2 separate regions of the Homo sapiens genome follow, and region 2 is linked to region 1. Evidence: chromatin contacts called from ENCODE Hi-C data. All regions are on one chromosome and are shown on one strand. The core of a region is the stretch at or near the end of the contact, and the rest is flanking DNA. Distances in the headings are between cores, read along the strand shown.

Region 1 (3,081 bases), core at 337-2,836:
GGGGGACTTCTGGGGTACTGGTAACATTTCATTTTTTGACTTTGGTGGTGGTTACATTGGTGTGTAATAAATCATTTAACTGTAAATGTATGGTTTATGCACTTTTCTGTATGTATACTACACACTAATCTTTTAAAGTTTTTAAAAGAAAAGAGTGCATAAGACCAACAGGTATAGGGGCGGGGGTAGGTACAGAGCAGCCAAAATGAAGGTGAAAAGGCACTGGGTTGGGAGCTGAGAGCCCTAGATTGCCAGTCCCAGCTCTGTTACTTCATTTATTAATTCATTTAACAGCTATTTACTGAGCACGTGCTGTGTGCCAGGTATTATTGTTCTACTTATTGGGCATTAACACTTGTGAACAAAAGAGTAGATCCCCTTAGGAGTGGAGAATGCTAATGAACACTGAGAAGGCAATTAAAAAATAAATAAGTAAAACAAAACAGAGACTATTACATGGACCGATGATGATGATGTGCCATAAATTGAGGAGAGTAACTCAACCCTCTTCACCTGGTGTTTAAAAAAAAAAAAAAAGAGAGAGGAAGAAAGGAAAGGTCCCTGATGGATCTTACATTCTTATGAGACAGACGGACAACGGGCAAATAGCTAGCGACAAGTTCTACGAAGGAAAATAAAGCTGCCCTTTCTCCTACAGGGCAAATCATAAGTTAAATAATTCCGGCCAGGCGCGGTGGCTCACGCCTGTAATCCCAACACTTTGGAAGGCGGAGGCGAGTGGATCACGCGGTCAGGAGTTCAAGACCAGCCTGGCCAAGATGTTGAAACCCCGTCTCTACTAAAAATACATAAATTTGCCAGGCTTGGTGGCGGGCGCCTGTAATCCCAGCTACTCGGAAGGCTGAGGCATAGAATTGCTTGAACTCGGGGGGCGGAGGTTGCAGTGAGCCGAGATTGCGCCACTGCTCTCCAGCCTGGACAACAGAGCTAGACTCCGTCTCAAATAATAATAATACTTCATTTGAGCTTTACAAAGCCCTATGAAGTAGGTCCCTTTCAACCTCACAACTTTTCAAATGATTATCAGGAGTATGTCCTGCCCCTTTCGCAGGTCAAAGAGAGTAGGGAAAATCTGGACCTCAAGGGAACATTGAACGCACAGGTCATTCGGAGGGCTGGGCAGACGCAGTAGGAGATAATTTCTTAATTGTGCAATGCAGGAGGGGCTACGGGATGAAATGGGGAACTGACAACGTGGGTCTAGCAATTACCACTTCAATGCACCAATACCGAAAACCAATCCCAAAGACTAATAGCAGGAGGTTGTACTGCGCCTTCATGCCCATTATTTTATTTTTTTTTATCTTACGTTCCTGTCAAAACGATATTTTGTTCTTACTTTTTAAAAGCTCAGAAAGACGCAACGATTTGCCTGGGATCACACAGAGAACAAGCAGCAGAGTTGTGGCTCCAAACCAGGGTCAATTTGTTCCCAATTCCTGCTCCGTCTAAAGTCTCGGAGACAAAGGGCCACCTCACGCTGTCCCCACCCCTTCGACTTACCTTGAGCAGGCTCTGGAGTGCTGCAAAATGCTCCGCTGTCAGGGCAGCCATCTTGCCGAAGTCACATGACCGTGGCACCCAGGGAAGCGAGGTCACGTGGCTGTCGCTGTTGTCGCGGGGCCTGCCGGGGGCTGTAGTCCTTCAGAGTGGGGGAAGGCGTTTCGGTTGTGGTGCTGCGGCAGTGAGCGCGGATCAAGACGGACGCGGCGGCTGGATGACTAAACCCCGAGACTCTAGAACCAAAGGACTAGGGGGACCAGGGCGGAGGATGGTTTACTCGGGGAGGAAATTGGCTTGACTTGTCTACTTACCAAGTCAGGGAAACAGGTTTTCCCTTGACCCATGTGGGTGGGCTGGCGCACTTGGGGAATGCACCTGCAAGCTTGGCAGGCGCCTTGGAAACGTAGTTGTTCAGGAGTGATCGGCGTACCAGTGTTTGGAATGAAAATGAGGCTGTGCATATCGGGCTTCTTGGAATTGACACACACACATGCACACATCCTGTCTTGAATGTAAAATTACTTCTGCGTATATAGTTTTTCAGCCTATGTAGTAGGTTGGAGCTGGTATTATTAGTATTATCCAGATTGGGAAATAATCATTTAGGGTTTTTAGTAACTTTCCCATAGTCATAGAGAAGATCTGATTACAAGAGCAGGTGAGGAAGTGTTTGGGAGAGGGGACAAGAGAGGAATGGAATGAAAGCTACTACCTAGCTAGGTTCTTGTTATACGGGGGTGAGATGGGGGAGGAGGTTAATGGAAATGATTTAGTTCATTTATTCAAAAAGGTAATTATAATGAATATAATTGTAAAGAGTGATTTTGCACTGGCAGTACTGGACTCTGATTTGCCCTGTTCTCAGAGACCGTACATCAAAACAGACATTTCCTTTATCTACCTTTAGTATTTGGGTGGCTCTTTTCTTTTCCTACCCTCCACTTTTTTTTAAGCAAATTCCAGCTCAAAAAATGGGTTCTGATATATTCGAGCTTAAGAAAGAATGCCCATTTGTGAAATTCCAGAAATTGGTAAGCTGCTAAGGACATTTGTTCCTTTGTCTCCTCTCCTCCCCCTTCCCCTTCCCCGACTCCATTTTCTGTGGGGATGTTGTCAAGGCCCAGGAAACCAAAAATCAAATTGTCTAAGGAGGAACCCATTCCTGGATTAGAAGATTTTAGAACCATTTTGTCACAGGGTCCTGATTCTAGCTCTCTTTCTTGGCCTCTCTTTTCCATGAACCCTCATGGCCTGATTCCTGGTTTCTGTTATAACTCAATGTAGGTTCTAGGTTTAACTCCTGCCTGTATCTATAGGGCTGGGCCCATTGTCTTGGGTTAATTGAATATTTGTTAAATAAACAACCACCCAAAAAAGTGATTAGACTAAGATGAAATTTTGTGACTTATTTGAGGATATTGCCTTGGTATTTGCAGGATTGTGCCTTCTTGTCTTACTTTAGAGTAATGAGGAGTGTGGTCACCAGCCTTCAAGATGGCCCTCAATGATCCCAGCCTCCTGGTGTTCACAACCTAGTGTAGACACCTCCCACCATGT
Region 2 (3,081 bases), core at 162-2,661, 7.1 Mb after region 1:
CTGAACCAGCACCTGAGCTCCAAACCTTTTTTTCACCTGGTTGGTTGCTCTCTCCTGTACATATGCATTCATACACCCCCATTATCCTGTATTTTAATTGTTAACCTGCCAATAATATCTCACTATATTGCACACTGCCCAATGGTTACATTTCCATACCCAGAGACTATCAGAGTACCAGGCAAAAAGCAAATAAGCCATATATTTTTAATGAAATGAATGTTCAGTCTTCAGGCCTTTAAGAAAAGCTGTTCCTGGAATGAAGAAAAAAAAAACACCAATGCTGTGGTTGTTTCTACATTTCTATAGCGTGGTGTTTAAACACTTAGCAACTGCTCTCCTGCATACACTTGTGTAGAGAAGTGGTTAAACAATATTCTCATCCTTCTTTTCCCAAGGAGAAAACCAAAAGCATACCAACCTTAAATAACACACACAGAGGGCAATCTTGAAAGACCTAAAATGACATATCTAGCAAGAAGCTGGCAGCCAAGCTTGACGCCTGCCTGCCTGCCTGTTGGTTCACTAGAAGAAAGTGGTTCTCAAACTTTAATATGTATACCAGTCACCTGAGGCTATTGTTAAAATGTAGTCTGATTCAGCAGGTTGCGGGGGAGAGGGAGAAGAGCCGAGAATGTGCAGGTCTAAAAAGCTCCCAGGTGATGCCAATGTTTCTGGTCTCCAGACCTAGACCTCTAGCTTAGACCTGTGCTGACCAGTACGTTAGCCACATGCGGGTATTAAGCCCCTGAAATATGACTAGATAAGCTGTCAGTGTAACATGCCGATTTCCAAGACTTAGTTAAAAAAAAAAAAACTAAACTATCTCAATGATTTGTACAGACCACATTGAATTAATATTTTGTGTACTTTGAGTTAAATAAAATGTACTAGTAGGGTTACTTCCCTCTATATTTTACATTCCACACGTGGCTCGCATTATAGTGCTACTGGACAGCGGTGCCCTAAACTAACAACCGTCTCCATTCTGAAGCTTCCACTATTGTGAGACTTTAAGAATAAAAGCAACACCTCTCTTCCCATAGGTGGTTCGAAAGCACACCTTTTGTTCCCCAACTATCTACCAGAAATAAAACGAAAAAACAAAGATTTAAAAAACAATAAAATTGAGTCCTTTCACTTCTGCTTAAGCGCCACCTAAGCCACTGCTTTTGTCTCCCTCCGGTTCCCACGCTCCGAGATCGTATCACCCACAGAAAAACAATAACTAAAAAGCGGTCTCCATCCCTGAAGCCAAGCTGGGAGAGTAGCCGAAGGTCGCGCTTCCTGGCCGCCAAAACCGAGGTGGAGGAAACTTGGTAGTCAGCGAGCTACGCCCTCTCGGCTCCTCCTCCTGCTCCTCCTCCAGGGCCGACCTCTTCAAGATGGCGGGCGCCGGAGACTAGCTTCCGCTTCCGGTGTGAGCGGCCCGGCCGGGGGGGCAAGATGGCGGCGGCAGTAGGGGTTCGTGGCCGGTACGAGCTGCCGCCTTGCTCCGGCCCAGGCTGGCTCCTCAGCCTTTCCGCCTTGCTGAGTGTGGCGGCACGAGGGGCCTTCGCCACCACGCACTGGGTCGTCACGGAGGACGGGAAAATCCAGCAGCAGGTAGCGGCCGGGGCGTCCCTCTTCTCCCGTGCCCGCCCTCGCCCCGGGGGGATTACCCTGCTTGGCCCCTGGCTGTTGGGCTCCGCGCGGCCCCGCCCCCAGCCTACCCTCACAGGGAGGTGGCACCGCGACCTCGGACTCCCTGCATTCGGACCAGGCAGGCACTTCCCGCTCCCCACTTGTCTCCTGGTCCTCGTTTGGCCCCCTAGAAGTTCTCACCCTTCCACCTCGCGGGCCGCGCGCCGCGTGGGGAAGAGTCGCCCAGCTGCGGGAGACGGGCCCTACGGACCTTTTTTTAGCTCGGGGTTTAGAAATCACAGATTTCAGGATTCCTGCCTTTGGTGCCTCTCGGGTTCACGCGTCACCGGCCCTCCCCGAGGAAATAGAAAGCAGGTGGCAGCTCCAGGGTGTGCGCGAGTCCCATGGTATGACAGCTTCTGGACCCCTAGCCTGTGGACCATTCGTGCTGCTCCCCTAGTCTCGTCTACCACATGGTGGATTTCGTTTCTGGTTGTGTTGGTTTCAGCTTGTACCGTTACTCAGGTCAGCAGTGGCTCATTAGAAACAACATAGAAACACTCCCCTTCAGAAGGAATGCTTGAAGATGCCGCTGGTGGCGTTGCCTGCATCTTTTCAGCTGTTACTGCCCTCGTTTCCCAGTGCACTTTGCTTTGTTTCTTTACCTAGTTCTTGTGACCCAGCCTCGCATGGAGGATATGCGATTTCCTGGATTCTTGTATGCCTGAACTAATTCCTCAGAGGCGAGACTGCTTTTCTTATATAACTTTATGATTGCCTGCGTTTTGTAAATGCTGCTGATGCCTAACGAGTGCGTGTGTGTGTTCCGCTACAGAATATTGGTAAACTTACTGACTTCGAACACTTGAGGACAATCTTGAAGTGTCTAGCAAACATTTAGAAAGTGAATTGTGTGCCCCATGCAATTTAGCCCACTGATCTAAAACGTTTTAACTAGTGTGGTGGGAAATTACTGGTCCTTTGGATTGTGTGTAATGAATCATGATAGGAACACATTCCAACGTTTAAGGTGAGGTTTAGATTTAGATTTGCCGTGTAATGTAATTGCAAATTCTATCTCAAGTAAGTTAAGTATAACTAAAAATCCGCCTAGGTATTCATGAGTGGTTTTCAGCATATCTAAGAAAAGACCGTGTTCCTATTGGGTAACGTTTTCTATATGACATACATAAAGAACAGTTTCCTTTTCATTGCCATACTATCTGAGACTTTAAATATATGTGTATGTGTTTCAGAAACCCAAGAAAACACTGTAAGACCATATGTGAGTGCTGGTTGCTTCCACCCTTCTTTTGTTTCTTGATAGTGGTTTTCCCTGAGGTCTCTATGAAGACGTGGAATTAAGTCACTCCTGCTGCATTTTGGGGAGCCTTTCTCCTGTTGGCTCTTCTGCAATATTGTTTTTGGCCACAGCTATTTATACTCTATGACATTGAC

What was found. A loop is a pair of places that touch in the nucleus more often than their neighbours do. Pooled maps may share reads with other maps.
Region 2: a pooled map shows a loop between it and region 1 (12-fold over the local background). The contact joins the promoter of TTC17 here to the promoter of COMMD9 in region 1. A Hi-C loop is called at or near these places in 5 of 50 pooled maps.

The regions. Positions count from the first base shown.
Region 1 is chr11:36,287,838-36,290,918 of GRCh38, forward strand. It overlaps COMMD9 (COMM domain containing 9), which reads right to left and starts at 1,587. Exons shown (of 6, transcript NM_014186.4): 1 at 1,525-1,587. The coding sequence starts at 1,575. RefSeq lists enhancers at 949-1,651, 1,488-1,737.
Region 2 is chr11:43,357,509-43,360,589 of GRCh38, forward strand. It overlaps TTC17 (tetratricopeptide repeat domain 17), which reads left to right and starts at 1,412. Exons shown (of 24, transcript NM_018259.6): 1 at 1,412-1,605. The coding sequence starts at 1,447. RefSeq lists an enhancer at 1,271-1,540 and a silencer at 1,671-1,750.